Regions from separate parts of the Mus musculus genome. Here all the other regions are linked to region 4. The links are chromatin loops, found by intact Hi-C in ENCODE. Cell type or tissue: heart. All regions are shown on one strand.

Region 1 (4,000 bases), 540 kb after region 4:
AACTCTAAAGCACAACAATGCCTATTATGTGTGGGGTGGGCACTGCCAGACTCTGATTACTGTCCAGACATTAACCCCTGGAGTGTCTTAGGAAAGAAAGACCAAGTCGGAATCCAGACATTTCCAGAATTCTACAGACATTTGTGGTGTGAGAACCTGTGTTTTTATAGTAAGTACTGACAGAGGGACAGGCAAGTGAAAGACCCCACTGCTCCTGCCCTGCATGTTTTCAAGCCTCATTCTTCCAAGCAGACTAGACAGACCCCCTTGCCTCTGCCCTTGCCTTTGTGGGCTTGTCTGATGATGCGTGAGTATATGCCCCTTCCTACCTCCCCTATGTGTGGTGTCCACTCCAGGTCAGAGGGACTCGTCAACTTCTGCAACCATGGAGGAAACTCTGTGGGTTTGTTAAGGTCACCCCTTCATAGTAAGGCTGCTGGAAACAAAATGAAACACAAACAGAAAAACTCTTAGGAAAAGTTTCTTTCTCTTCCTCACACATCCTTTGCAGGTCAACAGTCTCAGATCTCAGATAAGGAGAGCCCCCAATGCTGCCCCCACTGAGAGGTTGATATAATGTGTAAGCAGACTATCTAGTATATGCCTGTAAACTGTCTATGTGTGTGCTGTGCAGTAAGAGAGCTGGACTTAGGCAGTTCTGACTCAGGGCTAATTACACAGAATGGGAGGAAAAAGTAGGCGGGGGATTTGTCAAGGCTGTCTCTACTTACCTTATCTTTATGTTACCCATCATTGATATCCTTTGGGTCATTGCTGTGCTGTGCTAAAAGAAAGCCTCCAAAATGATAAAGTCATCTTAACTAGATGTAATGATGACGCCTAGGGAAGTCACTGCAGATGCAAAAGCACCCTGAACTTTTCTGTTCATTGAAATGATACGATTCTATAGGCTGTTTCAGAGATGAGATGTCTGTTCTCTGGATGAAAAGGCACCTTGAATGGAGGGCCAAGAAGAATGGATCTCATTGTTGCCCTTGTTTCTTTCACCTTGAAGGCACAGCTGCTCAGTGTTTCCCCCCCACAGACCATAAATATACAAAAAAGAAATGTAGTGTCCCTTAGTCCAGAGGTTCTCAACCTGTGGGTCTAGACCCCTGTGGGGGAATTACATATCAGATATCCTGTGTATCAGATATCTATATTACGATTCATAGCAGTGGCAAAGCTATAGTCATGAAGTAGCAATGAAACAATTTTATGGTCTGGGTCCCTACAATGCAGTGAACTGTACTAAAGACTTGTAGCATTAGGATGGTTGAGAACCACCACATTAGTCCATTCTAAGGAAGGGGTCCCCCTCTGCTAACATTGGTCAGTGCAGCATCCTCAGAGTGGGGGAACCCTTTTGCAGCCAAGGGAGGGATCTGGCTCCAAAGCAAGAGAACAGTGAACTTCCCACCAGGCTGCTTCTAAGCCTTACTGTTCTGTTCTGGACACATGGAAGGCAATTTACGTGGATGTGATCTGGATCCTGGACAGCCCCCCTACCTTAGTTCTTTGGAATTTCACTCTGAAAAAGAAAGGCCTCTCTTTGACATTTAGGGGTTTAGGATCTCAGACTGAAAACATTCCCAGACTAGTGGTAATAATTCTGGCTTCTGTGCACAGTTTAAAAGAAGAATAGTAGACTCTCTTATATTCATTTTGGTGTCTTCTTAGCTGCCACAGTACTTAACAAAACACCTCATTCCTACTTTTTAAAGGGTATCCTGAGACTGCATATGATTCCGGATATTTGCCGGAAACGCTGCCCATTGTTTTCAAAGGGCGTGGGCCAAATGCCCATCATTAAGACCCTGAAGTGATTGCATGGACATGAAGAAGAGGAATAGGCCTGCATGAGAGAAAATAACTGTCTGAGACTTCATGAGTCTCAAACAATGGGGCAGCTGCTTTCCTATAAACAGATGATTATTATTATTTCTACCTAGACAGCTTGATAGCAGGCATTATCTTCTCTCTGAGTGTCTTATCGAGTTCTGGCTGTGTGAGGCGTGGGTGATAAGGGGTAAGAAATGTCACCCATGGGATTGTCAAGGACTATTTCCATGCAGTCTGCACAGCAGCCAGTGTCTCAGAACTGAAAGGGAGTCCTATTGTTCACACTGGGCCCTCACTCTTCCGACTACGCCGGGAGTGAAGAAAAGAAGACAGACGGAGCTGCTATTGTGTGGGGGGATTGAGATTTCATTACTCTCAGCTGAACGTCAAGCAGTCTTGATTTTTGAAAAGCAGAATCAGCTGTGGAAGATTTTGAAGGGAGAGAAGAAGAATGAAGTGAGCTCAGAGATTCTTAGACCTGGGAAGGGGTGTGAAAAAAGAGAATGTGGCGTTCTCAAATCTCTGGACTTAAGATCCGAGACACGTGAGCCCTGGAGTGATGAGCAATATCCCCTAACCACAGTGTGCGATCCAGTTCTTATGTATTCTCTCTCTCCTGCACCAGTCCTCAGGAAATCAGTTTTTCAGATTGCTCTTTCATCATCTCTTTCTTCATCGTACTAAGTCCTGGAAAGGAATTAATATGTTATTGCAATTAAACATTATGAATGTTCTGCCTCTGAATATTTGAGAAAAACAATAAAATCTCTTTCTATTTTTGTTTCACTATTTCAGTTTCCTAGCCTTATATTTCCTTTGAGAAAACATGGCATCAGGAAGAAGAGAAAAAAAAAAATACAAAGGTGTGCTGTGTTCATAGAGAGTTCCCTACAAAGTGTTCCAAATACTTGAGTCATCTCTGGGCAGTATTAGGGTCACGTTGATGTTATAGTGCAGGCTACTTGGGAAAGAACCAACTCTGTTCCCCCCCCCCTCCCCACACACACAATGTTTTCAATCTCTGTGGTAGATGGAATTTCAAATGAATAAGATACTTTGCTCTTAAACCAACACAAGGGAAATCTTAGCCATGGCGTCACAGAGATAGGGAAAGAATCAGCCTGAGGAAGGAAGGGCAAAGAGGAGGCACAAAGAGGCAAGGGGGACGTGGGGAAGGACAAGTGGCTTTGGCTCCTCCTGCCTTGTGATTGCAGGGGTGGAGGTCTCTTGTCTGTGTTCCTGTAGCACCTTGGCTGAAATGAGTTCTGGAGGCACGTTTGTTAGTTGACTTAGTGAAAAGATTCAGGCTCTCAGCATTAAGATATGGGAGGAATGCTACTTCAACTAGGGAGATTGTTTCCTGTTGTTTGAGACAGTGTCTCACTATGGGGCTGAGTCTGGCCTGGAATTTCTAATCACTATAATCAGCTCTCTAACGTGATAGGATTACAGGTGTGTCCCACCATGCCTGGCTCAATTATTCTAGTCTCTTCAGCCCTTGAGAATTTAGTAGGAAGCCTAGATTTACAACTATTAAAAACTTTTAAAATATATTAATTTGTTATCTTTAAAGAACGTTTTAAATGTATTCCTTGACAAGTTCATGAATGCATACAGTGTATCTGGATAGCCACCGAACTCTTCCCTCTCCTTTACCAAATAACACAAATATGTTCACCTTATGAATTTCCCAGCCATTGGCTTTTATACCACCAGATAAAACCCTCCTGTGGATCTGGCCTCAAAGTCAATCAGAAAGTGGTTGATTGACCCCACAACAAGTGCAAGTATAGCACCACTGTGTGTGTCTTGCCTGACAGGTTGGTAGTGTAGCATGGAGGGGCCACAGCTAAGAAAGGCTGCTGCAGATAATTCTCCCTCAGCAGTCTGTGTAGCACCTCATGACACTATAAAAGCTAGCATAAGGTGTAATGGTTTGTATTTGCTTGGCCCAGGGAGTGGCACTATTTGGAGGTGTGACCTTCGTGGAGTAGGTGTGGCTTTGCTGGAGTAGGTGTGTCACTGTGGGTGTGGGCTATAGGAGCCTCATCCTAGCTGCCTGGAAGTCAGTATTCTGCTAGCAGCCTTCAGATGAAGAAATAGAATTCTCAGCTCCTCCTGTACCATGCCTGCCTGCATGCTGCCATGCTTCCTGCCT
Region 2 (4,000 bases), 720 kb after region 4:
TCAAATTAAATTAAAAAATTCAGAGCATGGTTGGGCATGCCTCTCATCCTAGAACTCTTGGTTTGTAAGGCATTAGATTTGCCAGTTTTTAAATATTTTTTATTAGATATTTTCTTCATTTACATTTCAAATGCTATCCCAAAAGTTCCCCATACCTCCCTCTGCCCTGCTCCCCTACCCACTCACTCCCACTTCTTGGCCCTGGTGTTCCCCTGTACTGGGGCATATAAAGTTTGCAAGACCAAGGGGCCTTTCTTCTCAATGATGGCCGACTAGGCCATCTTCTGCTACATATGCAGCTAAAGACACGAGCTCTAGGACTACTGGTTAGTTCATATTGTTGTTCCACCTATAGGGTTGCAGACCCCTTCAGCTCCTTGGGTACTTTCTCTTGCTCCTCCACTGGGGGCCCCATGTTGCATCCTATAGATGACTGTGAACATCCACTTCTATATTTGCCAGGCACTGGCATAGCCTCACACGAGACAGCTATATCAGGGTCTTTTAAGACCAGCATTGGCTACATAGCAAATTCAAAGAAGCATAAGAATATAGAGACCCTATCTCAAAAAACAAAAGCAAAAACCATTTTCACATCCTAAATTTATTTTTATCTGATACACAATGTATTAGTCAGGATTCTATAAAGTATAGAATGAATCTATCATTTATCTATCTCTATCTATCTATCTATCTATCTATCTATCTATCTATCTATCTATCTATGAGATTTATTAAAATGGCTTACAGGATGTGGTCCAGCTAATCCAAAAATTTCTTGCTGTGAACAGAAAGTCAAAAAATCCAGTAATTGCCCAGTCCACAAGCTTGGGTATCTCAGGTGGTCTTCGGTATCCACTGGAATCCTAAAGAAGTAGGGACTAGTGCCAGTGAAGGAATGGATATACTAGCAAGGCGAGAGCAAGCAGGCAAAGAGAAAAAGCTTCCTTCTTTCATGTACATATGTAGGCTTTCATCAGAAGTCATGAGCCAAATTAGAGGTGGGTTTTCCCAGCTCAAAAGATCTGGATTAAAGATGTGACTTCCTATCTCAAAGATCCAGATTAAAAGTAGATCTTCCTACCTCAATTTAAGCAAAAATTCCCTTACTGGTATGCACCTCCATGTTAGGGTTTTAGGTAATTCCAGGTGTAATCAAACAAAGAATAGCTATCACATAGAGTAAGATGGCATCTGAGCTTATTTCAGGGAGATATGCATAGGTGGGAAAGCTGTGGCAAGAGGACGCACTGAGCACAAGGATTAAAGCCATTCACGTAAAACGGAATGACCTTGTCTTAAAAAAATGCAAAAATAAAATTATATACATGAATGAGGCTTCCATGTCTTATTTTGATAGAGATGCACTATGCAAGGTACAAATGAGGTTAGACATGATTATCTCATCAAACTTTATCACTTATGATGAAAACATTCAAAGTCTCCCTTTTCTAGCCTTTGGAGGCACACAATATATATATATATATATATATATATATATATATATATATATATATATATATATATTTAAAATAACCACAAACATTATCATGTTTTACCCACAAATTGTTTCAACATATCTGTAAAGGTATACTTTAAAAAGTATAATGTTTTTTATCTCCTATAATGAGAAATAACTTTCTTAAAATCACAGATATCCAGTTGCTGTTGAAGGGAAATGGCAATTTAAATTCAGTTAGTGAATGAAATTGTAACAAATCTCAGTTTGGCATTACACTGTTTTACCCACCGAAGGAAGGTCACCAGCTATAGAAATCTTGTTCACACGAAGAAGATTCTGGTTTTTGGAAGGCAGCATCTTTCACACTTTAAAATTCACACACTTGCCTTCTGGACAAAACCAGGCAGATATTCAGACAGGAGTGTATTCTGGGCTTTTCCATTCTCAGGGAAGCCCTCTGGTGGCCAGATGGACTTCGCATGGTTTCAGTGGTTATGTGTATAGTGTGCATGTGTAGGTGCGTGTGTGTATGTGTGTGTGTGTGTGTGTGTGTGTGTGTGTGTGTGTGTGTTATAAGAGGAGAGAGGAAACAGGAAACACTTTGAGGATGTTGGAAGTGAATGCTAATGTTGTTCTTTCCCCAAAGACAGAAGCATTGTTTGGTTCACATATAGTTGTTAAATCTGTGATATTAGTTAGGTATAAGCAAAGGCAGAGATGTTGACTGAATGAAGGCCAGCACAGAAGTCCATGGCTTGAAAGCTTAGAATTCAATCTGCTAGCTTATGAAGTAAGAAATCATAATAAACAAATTGTCTGTCCCTTATAATGTTTCTTTCTGATTGTTACTGTTCTGCAAATGGAAGTTTTCCCACCACCTGCTCCCCAAGGCAAATGTGATATAGCTATTCCAGTTAAGGTAGTCTGAACTTGAAATTGTTGAATAGAAATGTAAACATTCTCTTATCTTTAAATGAAATACTTGCATCGCATTAAACATTAATGTTATAGGTATTTATTCAAACATATTTAAAGAGAGCTTAGAATAGGCAACCCATTCTACTGAAGTTAGAATGAGGGGAGAATTGAAAAAATATGTAATTTCTCTTTAAAAATAGTCATTACTGTGTGAATGGCGAGAATAGCAAAATGTGACCAAATTTGACAAAAGTTTAAAAATTTTAAAAGCCATGCCTTAAAAATAATTCATAAGAAGATATTAAGATACAGAAAAATATACACAATAAATACATCACATATACACATGCACACACACACACAAGCACACACATACAAAATTATCTGCAGTTGGTATTCTTACCTAGTGTGTAAGTATATAAATTATAGTGAGTGAGATGGGTGATTATGTGTACTGCCTCACTCTTTCTTGATGGTACTGGGAAAGAATTGCTATTAACATCTTCATTTGGTGTCTGAGTAAATAAAGTCACCAGAAACCTGTACCTTGCTCAAAGGCAAACAGTTAATTCTTCATCCGAAATGGAAAGGACTGCATGCTTTAAAACAGACTACTCAGTTAGATTTGATGTTTACACAATAAAATAGTATTGGTAATTTATTGTGATTAGTAATTGGTTTTAAATTTTACATTGAGTACTTTTAAAAAGTACTTGGAGGAATGAAGATATTTCTGGTGCCCTGCAATTTTAATAGCCTAGGACTTAAGAAGGTGAAAAGTCTTCACATGGTTGGGATTGAATACTGATTGTTTTTCTTTCTCCAGAGACAGAGGTATTGTTTGGTACATTTAAAGTTGTTATATTAATGATAGTTTCTGCTATAGTGAAGGCAGAGATGTTGACTAAATGCAGCCCAATACATTTTAGTACATCATAGAAGGGAAGTCATGCTGTATTTGTTTTTTGTTAATTTCTCTTAACATGATTTTCTCAAGTTCCAGCAGTGTTAAATATTTTAAATGCTTCTTCTTTAAGGATGAAAAGTGTGTGTGTGTGTGTGTGTGTGTGTGTGTGTGTGTGTGTGTGTAACATATTTAGTTTTATTTATTCATCCTTGAGTGTATACTTATGTTTTCTCTGCCTGTTGGATTTTGTGAATACTTTATGATGAACAGGGGAAACAAGTTTCTGTTGGAGATGTTATTTTAAGTTCAGATGGGTCATACCCAGAAGTGAAATATCTGGGTCACATGTTAATTTTGCTTGCAGGCTGCCCACACTATTTTGCCTGGCATCTATATCACATCACGTACTCACTGACAAAATTCTTTTATACCTTCACCAATACTTTTTGTTGCCTTTAAAAAAGATTGTTACTTCATCGTCTAAGATGATAAAGAGTTATATTACTGTATGTTTTTACTTGTATTTCTATGATCCTGAGCTAATTTGTATATAGCTGTTGATCATTTGCATGTCCAATTGGGAGAGAGGATTATTTTGCACTCTGAAACAAATGTCACTGTTTTCCATAGAGAAAAAAAAAGGTATAATTTAATTTGTCACAGTGATCATACATGAAGCATTCATTGTTAAGATACAATGTGGCTACAGGATA
Region 3 (4,000 bases), 1.1 Mb after region 4:
AGCCCGAGAGCAGCCCTGGTTAGGACACAGGCCTCTGTGCCCAGTACTAAGAATTATTGAATATGGTACTGTAGGATGTTGGCTTCTAGCAGCTAACAGAGGCACAGCTGTTGAATGTGACATGAGAGTAATTTACGGCACAACACTTCCTGTTTGCTAATGCAAATATTTCCCCCCCTTTCCCCCCCATACACACAGTACTGAGTTTATTAGGGCAGCCACTGAACGCTGTCTGTTTACTCAGGTGAGCACTGAGCTCTGCTGATTTATTGGGATGGGCACTGAGAACTGGTTAGTTTATTCCAGTCAGCAATGGGACCAGTTGGTTTATTCAGGTGAACATGGGGCACCACCGGTTGGTTTATTTTGGCGAGCACTAAGCACTGTTTGGTTTTATGAGGTGGCCACTGACCTAGTATGATGATGTCTTCATAATATGAGGAGATTTAGGTATACAACTGCACACAGTAAAGGCCCTGTGAAAATATAGGATAATGTGGCCTCTTAAGGATGTCTAGAATCACAGAACTTATAGAATGAATCTCTGCCTCCCCCTACACACACACACACACACACACACACGGAATAACTTATAGGCTGCATTCCAACTAATCCATCAATGGCGAGCTGGATCAAAAGCCTGGGTCTTCCCACCTCAAAAGTCCAGACTAAAAGTTTATTCACCTATTTCAAACCCAGAAGAAACTCTCTGGCCGGCATGCCCTCCATTTCTGGATTATAGTTCATTCCAGATACAGTTAAGTTGACAACCAAGAGTAGCCACGATCTATAAGCCAAGGAATGAGGGCACAGAAGGACCCAGCCCTGCCAGCATCGTGATCTTCAAGTCCTGGTTTCTAGAACGGTGAGGAGACCAATCTCTGTGGTTTAAACTCTCTGACATGTGGTACTTTGCCATGGCAGTGCTGGTAATCCCCAGAAATTTGCTTCTGGAAAAGAGTGAATAAGTTCTGCTTGAAACTCAGAGGAGAGATGTCTTCATCAGAATATCAAATTCAGTGGGTGTGTATTACTTTTCTCGGCTTGCTAGTTTTCCTCCTCCTCCCCTCTTAGACTTATTTAAAAAAATAAATAAATAAAGATGAAGTGTAAGCCCCATCTCAGGTATGGTGCTACTGACATTAAGAGTGGATCTTTCCTCTTCAGTTAAATGCTTCTGGAATTTCCCTTGAAAATACCCCATGGACTTTCTAAATCTGATCCAGTTGATAATGAAGACCTGACATTCCGGGTGGAAGAGGAGGTGATGTCAGAAGATACAGATGAACTAGCAAAGACACTTTAAAAGAAGTAGAGCCGAATCACTGGGGATTTACAAAGAAATCAAGAGAATGGAGCCATAACCATAGATAGAGTGGCCCTAAGAAAGGTGTTCTGTAAAGGATTCTGTTCTGGACAGGTCAATTTCCCAGCCATGTGCCAGTCTCCGAGCTTTGTCTCCTTACTAACGCACAGTCACACCTTGTAAAATTACTATAGGGATTAAAAATAGAGGCTTTGTCTTGAAGGAAAGACAGCGGGAGGGAGAGACATGTTCACACTGAGAGATGGAGACAAAGACGAGACGGATGAAATTATAATTAACTAATAGATTAAAAATGTGAATCACTGACGGATTATTTTTTGTACTTCTAAATAGTTGTTCTTTATTTTACTTACGGGAATTTTTAACAGATTCAGGATCTAAGAAAGTAGGGTTTTTTGGTGTATATTTATCGTCCTCTAGTGGTGGGAGTTTGAATTACTCTTACATGCTTGGAAAAACACTATGTTCATGATGCAAATTTCAATCATTCTCAAAATCTGTTCACTCCTTTGTTTATTCTACGACTGTTTGGTGAATGTAACTGACTTATGGACTACTTCCATTTCGTATCTAGGACTGACATAAAAGTATCTCTGTTGGGCTTTGCTGAGCCTGGAATGGTCTTGGTGGCACAGAGTGACATGGTTCCTGTCCCTGGAAGAGGGCCACAGTGGGAACCTTCCCGAGAGTTGATTGCATTGGGCACAAGGCTTGTTTGTGTAATAATGTACACAATTTCTGGACCCAAATAGCAACGGAGGACTTTTTCCTTCCAAGGAATATCATCTTTGCTAACATTGATGACTGTGATAATTACAAACAGCAGCAGGAGTTCAGGAGTCCAGGGTGTGGCTATGTCTCAGCAAAATGGTAAAGACCGAGACCTTCAGTACAGCCCTTAAGGCAATGGGAAAGAGATCTAAATACATGAGTTGGAAAATAGATAATTTCTCAACAATGCAGAAAGTAAGGGTGCGATATGAATTATGGGAGGGGCTTCAGGAATCCAAAGGAACAGAAGCAGCTGCTCTGTGAGCCTACTTGCTAGAAAATTACTAGGGAAGGAGATAAAGAGAGCTAGAGAGTGGTGATCACATGAGATCCCACCCAGCTACATTTTTTTTGTTGTTGTTGTTGTTATTGCTTACAAAAGCAGGGAGGTCCCGAGTTCAGAATGAGCCTAGTGCAGAGTGAGGTTAGGCCCAGGTGTGGTAAAATGGTAATTACAGAGCAGGGTCCCACACAACTCGTTTATCATCTGTGCTTAACAAAGACAGAAAAATCTCTGAATTCTTTTGCAATGCTAAGAAAACCAAAATATGCTTACTGTCTCCTAAGAATCAAAGGTCTGGGGTCCTGGTATTCCGATTCAGAAGATAATAAAAGGAAACCTGGAGTAAATTACTGGATTAATATATAAAATAAAAGACTGGATCTGTGTTCTGTGTGGATGAGCTATCAAGAGAAATTTTTTACGATAAAAAGAGAGAACTGCTTGGAGAACTCTCTCTCTCTCTCTCACACACACACACACACACACACACACACACGAAGCAGGGCATGGACAAAGAGATCTCTTAGACTAGCAAGCAGAATGTGGACAGAGAGATTTCTTAGAATAACAAGCAAACAGAATATAGACACAGACATCTCCAGAGAGAAAGCAGAACACAGAGAAAAGCAGACTGGAAAAGCTGTGTCAAGTAGAACACTAGTCAGCTTGGACCCACGATTTGATTTCTTCTCACTGCTCCCGGACACCCCTTCTCTCAGAACCCCTCTTCAAGCTAAGGCTAGACCTTGGCAGGACTTCAAAGTTGTTTGTTTGTTTTTGTTTTTGTTTTTGTTTTTAATCACTGTATTTACTTTGATGCCAGAGTTGTTCTTATCTTCCTCACATGAGAATGCTGAGGTTGGTGACTGACTCAAAGTGAGACAGCCCGTGCAACTAAATCCTGCTAGATCCTGCCTCTTGGATATGAAGTTTATGCTAATTCCACTGCTCAATACGGCATCTTAAACAATTCATGCTGTCACTGACTTATTTCGCATTATTATCCTGCTTACATATGCATTTATTATGTATATATTCCCTATAATATGCCATTGGTATTACTTGGTAAGGGTTCATATGTTAGTTCAAGTGTACTGAGTATCTACTGTTGACCATTCATACATTGTGATCAATAACTGATTGATCAGAAGATGTGCTTTTTAACCTCTCTGTGAAGATTAATGTAACCCATTGTCTAAAGACTTTTTCCAAAGCCAGTTTTTTCCCATTTGATATCAGAATAGAGTATATTATTTGATGATATTGGAGCTGTTCAGCATTAAAAGGTCTGTATTCTCTTTGTCTTTCTGACTCTCTGTTTCTCTCTCCTATATCTGTATGTATATCCAGATATCAATATATGTATGTATATACAGACATATTAATATATTTTCTTGAAAGATATTATTGCAGATACCAAGGCTTCTGGAAAGAAAGTGAGATATCACTGAGCACCTCTAACTTGAACTGGGTAAATCTTTGATTTTAGGAAGTAACGTCTAGGATCCAGCTTGAAACAAGCAAACTGGCCTTCTTCAGCATCCAGGTGCTGTCAGGTAAGTCACAAGACAGTCCAGATGTGAAATAATGAAGGAATAGGTGTTTGGTGAGAAGAAGTC
Region 4 (4,000 bases):
CATGGATGTGACACTCCCTGGCTGGGGCCAGATGACAGGAGCATCTTTGCTTTCCCTAATTCAGCTGTTAACATTTCTAGAAGAGCAGAAAGCTGTGCATATGATAAAATACAAAAAAAAAAAACCAAAAAACAAAAAACAAAACAAAACAAAACAACAACAGCAAAAAACCCCGCAGTCCATAGCGTGCAGGGCGTCTGAGCGTGATGGTTCAATGGACTAGTTGAGCATGATAGTTGGGATGAGTGACGGCATCCATAAGCATACAGGCTCCTGTGTGTTCCGAGCTGAGAGTACAGAGAAGCTGTGCGGTGTAACACAGGCGAGCCTAGCCTGAAGCACCTTGGGATTGTTACACAATTGAGGCTGAATTTATTTTTGATCATTGCACATCCAGGAGTCTTCTGCTATTGTCACTGTCTTTAGAACGGTCACCTTCAGCTAAGCGACCCTGTAGTGGGGTGACGACTTACAGTCAGACGAAGCTGGGCTCTGTAACATCTTTAAATATGCACACAGTATTAATACACCAGTGCAAATGCCTTATGAAAATAGAACATATTTACATATTTTACATTGCTAACCCCACTACTGTGGTGGCATGGGAAGCTGGGTAGCCAACTGATTTTTAATGTAAGATATTAGAAATACTGGCTTTCATATTCATATATATGTATGTATGTATATATATATGTATGTATGTATATACACACACACACATATAGTATGTGTGTATATATATCGTATGTGTATATATATACACGATAATATCGTAACTATACTACCTATACATGTGCATATATATATATATATATATATATAAACTAATTTGAATTGCTACTCCATTGACTAAGTACTTACGATGAATTGTATGACATACATCTCCAGACCCGCCCCCCTGCCAGCCCTGAAGGATATACCTCACTCATTTTCTTTTCTTTCAAGAAACCAATTTTGCTATCTTCAAGCAACCACTTCTTTTGTTGAAGCAAAACAGAACAAACAAACAAACAAAAAATCAACATTAAGATTTTCCTAAGCATTTAGAAACATGTCGAGCAGCCTGGGACATTCTGGAACCCTGTCAGAGCCCTGGTCTGTGAGCTAAGGAAACAATTTTGTTTGATAGAGTTACTATCTTCTGCAAAGGCTGAGTGTATATTATGTCGCATAGTCAGAGCACTGGGGGACACCCCCAGAGGGAGCTTGTGATGAGTAAATAACTTAGTAAGGCAAAGAATGGACACTGTAAAACCATTCCTTAATTCAAGGCCACGTGTTACTTTGGGATTTAAGGAAATATATTGGCATCTTCTATGTGATAAGATGCTTCAAGCATTTATCCTTAAAAAGGACTAAAACCCATTTTTTTTTCTCTCCTGTTTGTATCATTTCCTCCTCCTCCTCCTTACCCCTTCCCCCCCCCCCCAGTCCACTTTTCTCTCTCCCTCCCTCTTTCCCTCTCCCTCCCACTCCTATTCCCTCTGCTTCTTCCCCATCTCCTCTCCTCCCCTTCTATCTCTCCATTCTCCCTTCCTTCCCCTCCCCCTTCTTTCCCTGTGGTCATTGAGACGAAGTTCTTTTAACTAACATCCCATTTCCGCCAGCAGAGGGCACTGTTTGCGCGTTTAAGTAGATGTCTCCGCTTTGTTTTTCCAATGTGAACAGTATCTGAGTCACAGGCAGGCACGCTATTCGGCTGGAAAGATACTGGGGAGAAGGCCTGCCTGAGTGGTAGTGTTTCAACATCATTTTGCCGAACATTTCCTTTGTTCTCGGCTGCTTGGAGGGATGTTCATTGCAAATGCCCTTCTAGTTCCCGGTGGAAAATGTATGTTTTGAATGTGTGTTTTGAAGGCAATGGCATTGGGTCACTCAACGTCTAAATATCACAAGTGCTTCAAACCACTTTAGGTGTCAAATTCTGAATCAAGGTATCAGCCCCAGAGTAGATCGTCTTGCTCCGGGAGCATCATAAATAATTTCTGTAGCAGCATATGACATCATAAAGCAATCAGGCATTCCCTGTACACCATAATCGATGGACTTAGATGTCTTCGGATGGAAGGGTATGGTGAAAGACACTTTTCCTCTCACTGGACTTGAGCACTTTAGAATTAGTCAGTGGCTGCCTATCAAAAACGAAGTGAGTCACGTTCAACTTCCAATATATTGTGGAATATTTTCTCAAGAGTTTCATACACATCATTTATATAATATTGGATTATATATTTTGTGGTGAAGTAAGTACTTTTACATTTTTACGGCAATTATTTAAAAAAAATTAATCAAAGTGTAGATGAGAATGGCATACTTTAACAATGAAAGTCACGGTTAGTCAGATACCTACTTGACTTTCCCAGTCCTCAGTATCTCTCTCAGCTCAGGTATAACTTTTCATTTTGGAACCTGTATTTTAGTCCACCCCCCCACCCACCATCTCTGAAACAATCAGCTTGTCTTGCTATTCTCTAAGCTACTACTTTTAGATGTTAGCTGCTGTTTGACTGTAGCAGGAGTATGTTGCCCAGGGTTGTGTGTGTGTTTGTTAAAGCTCGGTCGCCAGTGTGGTGATGCTGGAGACAGGCACCTTTAAGAGAAGGTGGGGTAATTAGACCAAGGTAATTATTTCACACGGAAGGGATCAAAGCCATGTGTATGGGAACCCGCTGACTTCCTCTTAGAGTGGGTTGTTATAAAACATAACGCTCACCTTTCTCATGATCTGGCTTCCTGCCTCTGCCATGTGTTGTCTCTTTCCTTGCACTGGCTCCCCCACGGCACCATCTGCCACAGGGTAGCACACATAGGGGACTGTCACCAAGGGCCAAACACTCTAGGTTTACCCAGGGTTGAATTGTCAGACTCAAAAATTGTAAGCTAAACAGATCTCTCATCATTCCACAACCCAAGGTGGTTTGTTAGAGCCAAGCAAAGCGGGATTGTCTAATACTGTGAATTGTCCTTTTGGAATGTACCGATAGATAAGACTCTCACCTCTCTGTCCCTCTGCTCACCTTATTTCTGTCACATCTCTGTTGGTTACCTGTTCAGCTGTAGGAAGAGCACTTAGACCTTCCATGGTGAGCAGTCTACTCTGAGTGGCCTTGCTGTTCTCCGATGCCTTCTGCCGCCCAGGTTTAGTAAATTTCCTCTACACGATCAAGGTTACTAATGTTTTCCTTGTGCTCTCTGGGCACGATGATAACGTCTTTGTCTACAGTATGTGAACTTATCAATGGCATTTTCCCTGAAAGTCAGGGTTGCTTCTCACGGCGACCGATCGTGTGTTAGTTATTGTTGTACTCCTGTCTCTTACTATGGTGTGGCGTGTGTGCGCGCGCACGCATGCGCAGGAGCGCTTTCTTGTATTTCCATGTGTGGGGTTGCCTATGCATGCACATGCATGTGGAGACCTAGGGTCGATGTGAGGAGGCTTCTTTGATTGCTCTCTACTTTATATAAGAAGGCAGGGCTCTCACTGGCACTGAGACTTCACTAATTTGACTAGTTCCAGGGTTAGGTGGGTGCTGGGCCCTGAACTCGGGTCCTCAGGCTTGCGTAGCCGGCTTTCCTTCTACCCATCGACCCACCTCTCCTTCTTCATTTTCCTTTTTCTTAAATGCTGTTTGTCTTTCTCATGTCCGCATTTTTCTTTTTGTTTTTCTTTTCTTTTTCCATTCAGAGAGAGATCTGAATTATATAATCCCCGCTACCTGTCCCCCCCCAATTTCTTCTACGGCTGCTTCAAGACAAGCGTGAGTGCCCTACCACTCTGTAGCCATCTCCTGTGCTTCACTGATCTCCTTTGTCATCTGTGACCCCCCTTTCTTGGCGTCCCTTTTGCTGCCGTGGGATGTGCTCACACAGTCCGCAGGAGAGAGGGGAAGATATGTTTTTCTGTGTTCTCCCCATGTGTGGAAATCAACACGTGGAAGTGTGTTCTACCCCCATGCTTAAATAATAATATTATAAATCAGTATGGAAGATACAATTATAA
Region 5 (4,000 bases), 83 kb before region 4:
ATATTATTATATAGTTATATTGTTTATATTTATGTATGTAATATATTATGTATAATTATATATTATGTAATTATAGATATTATAACTATACATTACAATGGATAATATAAAGATATATAAAGAATACAGTGTATTTACGTTTCTTTAAGATACATGTATAAGATTATCTTTAAACACATATAAATATATTATATATAAAGATATAAATCTTATACATGTATAATAAAGATATATATTACATATAAAGACATATAAAATAAAAAATAAGGGGCTGGAGAGATGGCTCAGTGGTTAAGAGCACTGACTACTCTTCCAGAGGTCCTGAGTTCAATTCCCAGCATCACATGGTGGCTCACAACCATCTGTAGTGGGATCTGATGCCCTCTTCTGGTGTGTCTGAAGACAGATACAATGCACTCACATACAAAAAATAAATAAAACTTAAAAAAACATATCGTATATAATAAATATCTATATTATACATATATATGCATATTTATTATTATAGATTATAGTTTCTAGACCTAGCCAGGACTCCAGTGCTCTAAATGCTCTCAGGAGATCTGTGCTTTTTATATTTTAATGGAAGCAGCAATGAGGATATTTACTGAGGTTGGGGATATTTAAGGAGTGAGGCAGGGAAGGGGGCAGGTGTGGGAGATGCCTGGGGCCCCTCTGGTTGCAGGGCTGCCTATAGCCTGGTGGGGAAAGTGCAGCAGGTTGCTGTCAGTCCAAGGAGGTAGTTATGAGACTGTGGCTTAAGCATAGTGGTGGGGATCAGAAGTGGAGGAGGCTTATGAAACATTTTGGGGACCCCCCCCCCCCGAATAGCTGGAGGTGTTAAAGCTTAGAGCTAAGATCACCGTGGTTTTGCGTTTGTGTTATCCTGGCTAGGACCACTCAGGTGTCACGGCAAATCTAGACTTTCAGAGTTTGCGGTGATGGATACGATTGAGTTTTTGTCTTCATCAAGTCTAAATCTGTTCATTAGTTCTAAGATTTTGCTTGATTTGAAAGGACTGGATTTGGGGCCTCAGAAGATGAAGACATGTAAAATAAATTAAAGACATCAGAGTAGTAACTGTTTTGTTCTGTTTTCTGTTTGTTTGCTTTTCAAGACAGGGTTTGTCTAGGTAGCCCTGGCTGTCCTGGAACTCTATATGTAGACCAGGCTGGTCTCAAACTCAGAGATCCATCTGCCTCTGCCTCCTGAGTACTGGGATTAAAGGTGTGTGCTACTAACACATGGCACTATTAACCTTGACTATGAAATACACTTTAATACTGAAAACACTGAGGTGTAAACTGTTCATAGCTGCACTTTTAGCCTTGAGAAGATAACCTTATAAAAACCACAGAACCTCAACATTGAGGTGTGTAGGTAAATAGACCACAGAAGTTGCTTCCTGTCTAGTTCCTCAATCGCTCTTTGATGTTAAGGTGAACTTAAAGGTTTTGTTACTTGGAGGTCAAGGTGAGGCTGTGCTGTCCTGTAGTGTAGTCATGACCGTAACAGTGATGGGCGCAGACTGATGACCATTGAAGTTACTGCATCCGAAGCTTCGAGTGCCCGAGCTCTAGTTCCCTCTGTAACAGGTTCTTAACCCCATTTTACAGACAAGGAAACCAGGACTCAGGATTTTGTTGTTCCCTATTTTTATTTTCCCCAGGCAGGGTCTTGTGAGTCCATACTGGAGTCTAACTAACTATCTAGCAGAGAATATCCTTGAACAAGAGGGTAGCCTCTTGCTTCCATACCCTGGATGCTGGAACAAAGGGCCAGCATCACCACACAGCTTCCCAGCTCAGAAGGTTTAAATATCCCAAGGCTACAAAGCTACAAGATGATGGAAACATGATTTGAAATACATGATTTGAAATTTGACTGCTGCAAAGCTCACATGTCAAAGGCAGGGGAAGGTGAAATGGTTAAGGCTTAAATCAAGGTAAAACCATGGGCAAAATGTCGAGAGTCCTAGCACGGGACTGCGGTTCAGCATAAGGCTGTGAAGTTCCTTTCTTAGCTCAGTCATAACAACCAGACATGGCAGGCAGAGAGCACTTTGTGTGCACTGCCTTTTGATTCTAACGGCAGCCTAGAGGAGCTACTACAGTGCCCGTTACACAGACAAGGCAACTGAGGCTGTAAAGACAGTTTGGTAAGTTTCAACTAGCGTCTGTTTGGCTCCAAGCGGTGCTCACGAATGTAAATTATCTTTTGACCGACCGACGTGACTTCTGTTTTTCCTGACGAACCACGGTGTCTTTTCAAAAACCGGGTTTCTCTTTCTGTCCCTGTTCCCAAGTCTTTTAGGTTGCCTGTGACCACTTTTGTAGCCCCAGCTTCATTATCCAGGTTCACACCGGAGGATCCACATGGTGGCACTGTAACCTCACACAGTTAAAACATGAGGAAAAAGGAGGAAAAAAAAAAAAACCCACTTGTTTCCACTGCACTAGGCAGGCCAGACTCAAGTCTGACAGACAGTCATGGACAGGCAGACTGGCCTTAATTAGACCGGCTTTAGCATTCTACCCTTTCTGGTTACAGACACACAGAACGCATTCTCCTCCAGCTACACCCAGGAGTGAAGATTCCAGAGACCCCATGCCCAATGGCAGGGTGTTGATCCTAACTAATATCACAACATCTAAGAGCACACCACCAAGACCTCTCCAAAGCCAGGAAATGCATGACTATCCCTTTCAAAATATTTTTTATCTGACTCTCATAAGCCCCTATCTCTTTAGACTTTCTGAAGTGGTGGGCTTTCTGAGAGAACAAAAGGAGGGAAAGACAGACAAATTAGGGAGAAAGGAAAAGGATCAACTCTCTGCATACATGACATTAAGTGCAGTACCCAATATCCCCAGACACACTTCCTTATGCATGGGAAGGCTTACCCAGTTTCTGTCTTGCAGGCTGTAAGATATATTAAAGGTATAAATTCATGATGTATCTTTAGGTGTTTGGTGATGCAAGCTGTTTCTTCAGTACTTTGCTTTCTTTGCTTCCAACTAAGAAAAAAAAAAAGACCAAGATCCTTCCATGTCACAGGAGGGAGGAAGACTTTCCAAGAGGGCAGATCTATAGACAAAGAGAAATCTTGCCAGTCTAGGAATGTAAAAAAAATATGCATAAGGTTGATGGAACAAAAATATTTTTACCCAGATGTAGCTGTCTCTTGTGAGACTATGCCGGGGCCTAGCAAACACAGAAGTGGATGCTCACAGTCAGCTAATGGATGGATCACAGGGCTCCCAATGGAGGAGCTAGAGAAAGTAGCCAAGGAGCTAAAGGGGTCTGCAACCCTATAGGAGGAACAACATTATCAACTAACCAGTACCCCGGAGCTCTTGACTCTAGCTGCATATGTATCAAAAGATGGCCTAGTCGGCCATCACTGGAAAGAGAGGCCCATTGGACAGGCAAACTTTATATGCCCCAGTACAGGGGAACGCCAGGGCCAAAAAGGGGGAGTGGGTGGGTAGGGGGTGGGTGGGTATGGGGGACTTTTGGTATAGCATTGGAAATGTAAATGAGCTAAATACCTAATAAAAAATGGGAAAAATAAATAAATAAATAAATAAACAAATTAATAAATAAAAATATTTTTATTTGTATATTTTTAAGTCTTTTTGAAGTAGATAGCAACCAGAGAGAATCATGCTTTTCAAGATAAGTGGCAAGATTCACACTCATGACTGCTTGTCTTAGGAAGAGTCTTCAGGGCCAGTTTCATTTTAAAGATTTGGGGAATCACTCTACCCAGATGCCTGAGTTGTCTGCACATAGGCTGGCATGAGGAGCCTTCATGCTTTTGTTTGAAATCCAGTCAGCTAGTTTCTGGCTTTATGACTTCGGCCCTGCAGCTATCTCTAACTCACCCATGTGCCACATGCATCCCAGGATAACTTAATGTGGCCCAGCACAAAATTATGCATTTACTTAAAACATGAGAATTTTCTCAAAAATAACATAGTTATGTAGTTCTCAAGG
Region 6 (4,000 bases), 950 kb after region 4:
AATTTTTCTGGTTCTCTGCCACGTGCAATCTTTCTGGCCCTTTTAATTCATCATCTACCCCCTGAATTGGCTCCTAAGCATGTTCCTAAGTTGGACTGCAAATCAGTAGTTCAGTGAAAAAAAAATCCTCAAATGCCAAGTTCAAGCTCCATGTTATTCAGATTATTTTGGTATTTTCCATGTTCGAGGCATGCATATGATGTTCAAATACTGACTGCATCAAGACTGCACAATGATTTCACCAACAAAGTCCACTAGGTCAGTTAACCTCCTCCTTCCCAACATAGCATCACTTTGCTGATTTCAAATGAGTCTCCACTAAGCTGTTCAACCATTTCCCCCCTCCTCCTCCCCGCCCCTTAGCTCTCGGCTGTCTCTGACTTATTGTACTGGAATCAGCAAAATCATACTGAAGGCTCATTTGTACGTAATTTCTTCAGAAGCAGCCTCTACAATAAAATGCTCAAGTTCAAGGATTCATAAACGGTTCCACACAAAGCAAGATTTATGAGACAAAGCTCAGGGAGTCTTGGTTAATCATTACAAATCACAATTGCACATGTCTGGTTCTAGGGTTGTACTCTTCTTGATGCTGAAGGCTACTTAGGGCAGGATGCACCCTTTCATAATCTTTGGTTTGTCTGTTTCAATGCCGAGAAAATAAGCACAGAGGGGGGTCTGCTTTGTATCTCCGAGATGGGACAATAGCTCTAATCTGCAATCTTTTATTTTGTTTTCAACTGTTCCAAGACCAATTTCAATTTAACTTGCTTGCTTTTCTTGTCTCTTGATAAAAAGCTGTTTTGATTGCAGGGGGCCTGGAGGCAATGGTGGGAGGCAAACTCGGAGATTCTCTCTCTCTCTCTCTCTCTCTCTCTCTCTCTCTCTCTCTCTCTCTCTCTCTCGTGTGTGTGTGTGTGTGTGTGTGTGTGTGTGTGTGTGTGTGTGTGCGTTCATGCGTATAAAGGAGAAGGAATAGGGGACAGCATCCATGGGCTGTATTTGTTAATCTGCTTAAAACCCTAACAGATTTTTTTTTCAACTGAAATTTGGCCAATGTTAATTGTACAGGCAGAATTCACACTGGGAAAATCTCCTTGGGTAGGGAGAGAAAGACAGGAAGCACAGCCTGCCTGTTATATAAGATGTTTATTTCCATCCAGTCCAATCCACCATAAGCAGTACAGAAAATAGGCCAGTGCTGCTGCTGACCAATGATGTCACTGTATCATCAGGGTGGGGGTGGGGAACTGGGCACCACACTGATGAACAGGAGAATTTCCTATCACCATTGCTGTCTCGTAGGAGTCTTTATTCCTGGAGTTGCTGGTCTTGGCTCCATTTGATACTTATTTTTTCAGGATGTGTAGTAGCTGGGTGGCGACCATTGATGGGAGCTTCTGGATAAGGCACACAAATCTTAAAACAGGGTTGCTTTTTTTTTTTTTTTTTAAATCAAGTCTCTGAAACTTAAAAGGATTGGATCATGTCAGCCAAATGCTGGCTATCCTGGAAAATGGTACAGGGAGGAGGGAATGGATGGTCATCCCGATGTGAGGTACTAGGCAGTGTCTTTATGTACCGAATAGCTCATTCTGCAGATTGTCTTCCTCACTCATGCTACCTTGCATGTGTGCTCGAGCAGGGGATGCTCATAAAGACTGCGACTCAAATGCACAGCTTTGCAAACATCTCTAATGAGCTTATCATCTGTAATGTAATGGAGACATCTTTATAACTTATATAAAGTGAGTGGGTAAAGTGAGTGAAATGAGGTGTGTGCCCCCAACTTTTTTCCCTATTGCTTTAATATCGACAGCAAACTGAGGCCACATTCCTATACATTACAAAGGGTGACTCGGTTACACAGAGAAGGCCACTTATTGCAAGTAACCACTCTGTGTTTTGGTTTATGGAACTCCTGGCAAACTCGTGTTTTTCTGTCATGAAAAAATCTTCAGGGTTACTCTAATTGACCCAGTTTTTCCATAAATACCGTTCTGGTGGATTGCTGTTCCGTTCTCCCTCTAGAGGAAATAGTGAGCATTACAACTCAGTCTCAGAGAGGTGGGGGAAGCAGTCTAATTGAAATACAGGCTTGAGACTAATAACATAGCTCAGTACTAGAAGCCATCACGATCAGGAACTCTAAATGCACAGCCCCTTCTGTATTCGTCCAGTGCCAGTATCAGTATGTGTATTTTCCCTAAAGCAAACAAGCAAACAAAATGTCTTTAACCCTGTTCAAGTGTCTTTCCTGAAAACAACGGATGTACTGAGATAGCCATCTTCTTGTATACTGGGAATATAGAAGGCTGGATGTCAGGCTGCTGCTTATTCACCGGTAGTCCATTTCCTCTGGTAAAATTAAAATATTTGTCTTTTTCTCCAGTCAAATAAGAAACTAATAAAATGTATAAAGGGCATAAGAGGTGACTTATAATAGAGAGTTCTTTTCTTTTCCAAAAAACTCATAGCCATACTTAGAAGTAAACACACAGAGATACACACACACACACACACACACACACACACACACACACACACACTTTACAACTACCACCACCACCAAATAGACCTTACAGGAAGTTTCTTCTCTGTTTGATATCTCCTCATCTAAGCTCCTGCCTTACATTTCAGAACAATGACAGGACTTGTCTCTCCAGTGTGGGTACCGTGGAAAGGCCAGCACAAGGAGATAGCCTGGGTGACAGGAAGTCTGTTATCAGAAATCTGTGCCAGTGCAGGGAGGGGCTGACGAGTGGAAGGCTAGAGGAAAAAGGGAGGGGAGACTTAATGTATGTCCTTGTAAAAAGAAGCCAGTGTGTGTTCTATCTGCATTTTGAAAGCTTGAGCAATTACTAATGAAATGTTTGCTTCTTCAAATTATTGTTGGTGAGAGTAACGGAAGCATTAGAAATTTTCTTTCATTTATTTCTTTAGTGCTGTCTGTTATTTTATGGATAATACATGTGATAAATTCCATGAGGTGGTAAGTAAATATTGCTTCTTTTCTACTCTCTAATCTCTTAACTCCCCTCACAAACACACACAGCACAGAATTTACCATCCTCTTATGATTGGTCTGGGGATCTGAGACCATGCGCAGAAGTCACATCATACACCTTGAGCAGGTGGTCTTTATGTATCTCGGAATATATATTCATCAATTCATCAATTGATGAATAAAGAGCCCATGGAATTTAAAGACACAAAGACTGGGTCTTCGGGAAGGTTTGGAGGACGTAAGAAACAGAGGAAATGAAGTAATTATATTATAATCTCAAAAGTAAAATAAAGAATTAAAAATATTTCCTGAGACAATATACATATAAATAAGAATATACATTATGTACTTAGTCAGTGTTCCATTGCCACGAAGAGACCCCATGACCACAGCAACTCTTATAAAGGAAAACATTTAATTGGGTTTTCCTTATGGTTTCAGAGGCTTAATATGAACTGACATTCTAGCAGAAAGCCGGTGTGCAGGCAGACATGGTGCTGGAGAAGTTGAGAGTTGCACATCTGGTCCATAGGCAGCAGGAAGAGGGAGAGACTCTAGGTTTGGCCTAGGCTTCTGAAACCTCAAAGACCATCCCCAATGACACCCTTCTTCCATGAACCCTTCCAAATAGTGCTCCCTCCAAGCATTCAAATATATGAGCCTATGTGGCCATTCTTATTCAAAGCACATTATACATGTATATTTGATTCTCTTGACTTTAGGAACTATGTTCTACAGGTTCTTTGTGATCACCAAATTGAGTTTTGTGTCTATTGTAGTACTGTTCCTATGGGGAACACAAAAGCAGGTTTCTGTAAGCCTCTTGTCTACTGATCAATATATAATCTTATTTTATGTGTGGAGACATCTTACTTATGATTCATTAACATCGAACTCACAGTCAATGGCATTATAATTCATGCCTGGACAAAGCTCTTCTGTCACACGTTTTCTTGGCAAGGCACACAGCAATATTCATGCATGGAGGAATAC
Region 7 (4,000 bases), 500 kb after region 4:
AAATGCCAGAAAGCTTTTTTTTTTTTTTTTTTTTTTAAAAGAAGTTTATTTAGCAAAACAAAGAAACAACAAAGGAGCAACGGGGAAGAAACAAACAGTAACAAGAGACAACTTGGATGGTTTGAAGGCAAGTGTGTCTCTCTCATGTCTCTTGCAGAAAGGTCCCTGCTCTCTATGGGGTTGTTCAGTGCCAGAGATGTCTAACACTGTTTGACTTTCAGGCATGTGTAGAAGCCAAGATGAAACAGCAGCATCAGCAATACCAGGGGAGACGGGAAAAGCAGAGCCTGTGAAAAATCTATGTTAGGAAGTATGGGAATTTGATGGATTAGATTCTCTCTTCACTTACAGGGTGTTCCAATACAAATGGCTGAACTTACCACCACCACCTCCACCACCACCACCACCACCACCACCACCACCACCACCACCACCACCACCACCACTACTACTACTACTACTTCTACTTCTAAAAGAGTTAGTAAAATCACAAACACCTAAAGAGACTAGATGACCCAGGGCTTCAGTTTTTCTCTATGGTTTAATTCATAGAAATTAAATGTGGAGTATAGTTGCAGAGGAAAGTCAGACAGAGAGCCCGCATTTCCATCAGGGAAGGAAGGAGAGTCAAGTCATGACATACTAGCCAATACTATCTGTGTGGCCCTGTGACTTGGAGCCACTCTTACTTTCTGCTTTGTTACCCAGCAGCCTTATTTGTTTTGTGAGCACATTGGCATAGAGTCTTTCTAGCCCCTGCTTTAAGTTTGAATCTTAGTGTCTTGAAATCTTTAGAGTATAACTGGGGTCATGATGTCTGTGCTTACAAAATGAATACCCAAATGAATGTCTCTTCAATATTGTTGCTCTGTGCAGGTCCCACCTCCAGTCCCTGCCTTAGGTGCTCTTTTAGAATGGGCAGGGTTTTTAGTAATGGGATCGTCATTTATAAATGCTTGCTCACTGATGTCCTTCTCTGAGAGGATGGGGGCCTCTGAGATGGGTTGCCATGGCCACACTGCCTGCTGCTCATGCTTCGGTACTGCCATCTCCTCCTCCTGAGTGCAGGCTGGGAATGTGGACTCACCTCTGTCAGACTACGGCAGAAGTGATGAGCTGTCATTTCTGAGGTTATATTATGGAAAGGCAGTGACTTCTGTCCCTTATCTTTCTCAGTGGTTGCTCCTTGGGGAAGCCACTGCAGTGCTTTGACTGCTCTGTGGTGGAGAACCAATGAGTCAAGGCAGGATCTCCTAAGTATCTGGGGTCTTCCTCAGGTCAGCCTTGATTTGACTGTCACCTTGATAGACATTTTGACAGCAGCCTTGTGAGAGACACTGACCAGAGTGTTAACCCATATCATTGGTGAGATAATAGGTACTTATTTGAATCCACTGTGCCTGTCCTTCCTAACTTGGGCCTGGCAGAATGGCTTCCTCAAAGAAGGGTGGCAGAAAGAAGAAGAGGAGGAGGAGGAGGAAGAGGAGGAGGAAGAAGAAGGAGAAGAATAAAGAGAAGAAAGAGATGAAGAAACAAAGAAGAAAGAGAAGAAAAGGAAGAGGAGGAGGAGGAGGAGGGCTCTTCTGCCATCGACAAGGTGGTGACCCAAGAATATACCATCAACATTCACAAGCATATCCATGGAGTGTGCTTCAAGAAACTTGGCCCTCAGACACTCAAAGAAATCAAGAAAATTGCCCACAAAGGAGATGGGGACTCCGTATGTACACATTGACACCAGGCTCAACAAAGCCATCTGGGCCAAGGGAATAAGCAATCTTCCATATTGCATCTGAGTACGTTTGTCCAGAAAATGTAATGAGGGTGAGGATTATTATTTAGTTGGCTTTTACCCAGAGTCAACTGAGCTCAGGAAGCTATCTGCAGGCTAATCTGCTGTAACCTCACCCCTCCCTGGGGGATGTGGGCAGCCTGACAAAGGGCTTCAAGAGGTCCAACTTCAGTCAGTGCTCCTGGATTTCAAGAGATCAACACAGGCATAGAATCTCATTTCCAGATGTGTTACTGTTGCATAACTTTGAAGCTGGGGATATCTGCAGTACAGGTCAATGAAATGCATTTTGCAACTCGCCACAAATGAAAGCTTGCTTTCTTTTCCCAAGGCCCAGATCATCCTCCTGGACTTCAGAATCTTTCTCAGATCTTTTGTGCCTCTCGTGTTTAAAATAACAGGTATCCAGAACTACTGATGAACTCAGTATGTCAAAGATGTCTATGGAACCATGATTATTGCTGCATTGTTCACATCGAGCAAGTATGGAATCAGTCTGTGTCTACACATAGAAGACTGGATAAGTATGACACACATTGAATGTAATAGAGTGGTATTCAGCCATTAAAAAGAAGATAATTTTGGTTAAAAATTTTTATTATTATTTACTTTGTCAGCATGAATAAACCAGGAGGGCATTGTGTTAACTGAAATAAGACAGACACGAGAAGACAGATATCAAAATGACCTCATACATATATGGGATCTAAACAAGTTTATCTCAGGGCAGAGGAAAAATGGAATGTTGAATATTAAAGGTTGGGAAATTTTTGAACAACCCACCAATGGAGAGGTGTTGGTGAAAGGGTATATTACTGTAATTAGATAGGAGGAGATAAGTTTAAGAGATCTGGAACCCAGGGCAATGACTGTAGTTGATAACAGTCTGTTGTGTTCTTTAAAAAATATAGAGTGGATGCTATGTTCCTTTCACACAAAAACAGTGTAGTAGCTAGATTAATCCTGTGCTGAGCATGTGCCTCAGATCATCATGTGAATGACAAATACATGTGAGCTCACATGTCAGAGAAAAGGAAAAAACCAAACAAGTTGGTTCTGCAGCAGGTCTTGCCCCACCTCTGGGAGCCTTGCTAGAAACACAAGCTTAGCTGGAGGATGTGATGATGGAGCACAGAAGCTGCTGCTCAGATGACCTGGGCTCGGACCCAGTTTCTGTTCCATTCACAGCTTACCCACCACCATCTCCTGCTCTGCTGCAGGAGGTTCCTATCCAGTTTTCCTGCCCTCTTTCCCACCTCCATCTTTCTTTCCTATATGGTGGACACAGATAATCTCTTAATTGATTTACTGTTCCTCCTCCTCCTCCTCCTCCTCCTCCTCCTCCTCCTCCTCCTCCTCCTCCTCCTCCTCCTCCTCCTCCTTCTTCTTCTTCTTCTTCTTCTTCTTCTTCTTCTTCTTCTTCTTCTTCTTCTTCCTCGTGCATGCCTATTACTTAAACATAAAACAAACAGAAAAGTGCATGTAATGAAAAACAGGGTTGTTAAGCCAGCTGCTAGTCCCTAAGGTCCTCTTCTTAGATGCAATCAAGTCTTAGTGGTTTTATTGCTGTCAAGAGACAGTATGACCATTGGCAACTTGTATAAAGGAAAACATTTCATTAGGACTTACAGGTTCAGAGGTTCAGTCCATTATCTTCATGGTGGGAAGCATGGCAGTGTGCAGGCAGACAGGTGGAGAGAAGAAGCTGAGAGTTCTACATTGGAATACAGAGAGAGCAGGAAGAGAGTGACACACTGGGTCTGGCTTTAGCAACTGAGATTTCAAAGACTGCACCCAGTGACACACTTCCTCCAACAATGCCACACCTACTGCAGAAGGACCACATCTCTTATAATGCCATACTCTATGAGACTATGGAGGCCATTTTCCTTCAAACCACCACAAACCATGTTTATAATTGAATGGATAAACTTTCAAAAGTCATTTTTGTACTAATTATGTGCTTTGAATATGATGTGAAAGACAGAAGTTCTCCACCATTAGCCCCACCCTAAAGGCTCAAAAGGAATAACAGCCTACCTATTCTTGTTGTTGTTACCCAGATTTATTAAACGCATTACTGGACAGCAGAGAAGATTCAAATAGCTCCATTGTAGGCTGAATGAGCATCAGGGTGTAGACCCCAGAAGCCTTAGCATTGTCTCACTGTTGTAAACCACCCCTGTGATCTCCTGCTGAGACCTTAGG

What was found. A loop is a pair of places that touch in the nucleus more often than their neighbours do. Peaks named below come from ENCODE experiments on the same cell type or tissue, not always from the same donor. Only the 100,000 strongest peaks of a DNase experiment are listed, where the experiment ranks them.
Region 1: a loop joins it to region 4, with 2.3 times the contacts of the local background. A loop is called at or near these places in 5 of 42 quality-filtered maps.
Region 2: a loop joins it to region 4, with 11 times the contacts of the local background. A loop is called at or near these places in 21 of 42 quality-filtered maps.
Region 3: it touches region 4 in a loop (7-fold over the local background); 12 of 42 quality-filtered maps call a loop at or near these places.
Region 5: it touches region 4 in a loop (5-fold over the local background); 17 of 42 quality-filtered maps call a loop at or near these places.
Region 6: a loop joins it to region 4, with 7 times the contacts of the local background. A loop is called at or near these places in 18 of 42 quality-filtered maps.
Region 7: it touches region 4 in a loop (2.1-fold over the local background); 3 of 42 quality-filtered maps call a loop at or near these places.

The regions. Positions count from the first base shown.
Region 1 is chr10:96,753,710-96,757,709 of GRCm38, forward strand. No RefSeq gene overlaps it. Among named protein-coding and RNA genes, the nearest start is that of Gm33897, 40 kb to the left of the region's middle. In heart, a CTCF peak has its summit at 1,503; no DNase peak of the experiment used is centred here; H3K27ac peaks cover 3,087 bases.
Region 2 is chr10:96,932,915-96,936,914 of GRCm38, forward strand. No RefSeq gene overlaps it. Among named protein-coding and RNA genes, the nearest start is that of Gm33981, 24 kb to the right of the region's middle. In heart, a CTCF peak has its summit at 1,905 (motif pointing left); no DNase peak of the experiment used is centred here.
Region 3 is chr10:97,338,327-97,342,326 of GRCm38, forward strand. No RefSeq gene overlaps it. Among named protein-coding and RNA genes, the nearest start is that of Mir3966, 83 kb to the right of the region's middle. In heart, a CTCF peak has its summit at 1,750 (motif pointing left); no DNase peak of the experiment used is centred here.
Region 4 is chr10:96,212,443-96,216,442 of GRCm38, forward strand. No RefSeq gene overlaps it. Among named protein-coding and RNA genes, the nearest start is that of 4930459C07Rik, 12 kb to the right of the region's middle. In heart, a CTCF peak has its summit at 1,613 (motif pointing right); a DNase peak (open chromatin) is centred at 1,639; H3K27ac peaks cover 498 bases.
Region 5 is chr10:96,129,927-96,133,926 of GRCm38, forward strand. No RefSeq gene overlaps it. Among named protein-coding and RNA genes, the nearest start is that of Gm40746, 49 kb to the right of the region's middle. In heart, a CTCF peak has its summit at 2,378 (motif pointing right); no DNase peak of the experiment used is centred here.
Region 6 is chr10:97,158,409-97,162,408 of GRCm38, forward strand. No RefSeq gene overlaps it. Among named protein-coding and RNA genes, the nearest start is that of Gm34044, 75 kb to the right of the region's middle. In heart, a CTCF peak has its summit at 2,032; no DNase peak of the experiment used is centred here.
Region 7 is chr10:96,710,255-96,714,254 of GRCm38, forward strand. No RefSeq gene overlaps it. Among named protein-coding and RNA genes, the nearest start is that of Gm33897, 3.5 kb to the right of the region's middle. In heart, no CTCF peak of the experiment used is centred here; a DNase peak (open chromatin) is centred at 1,947.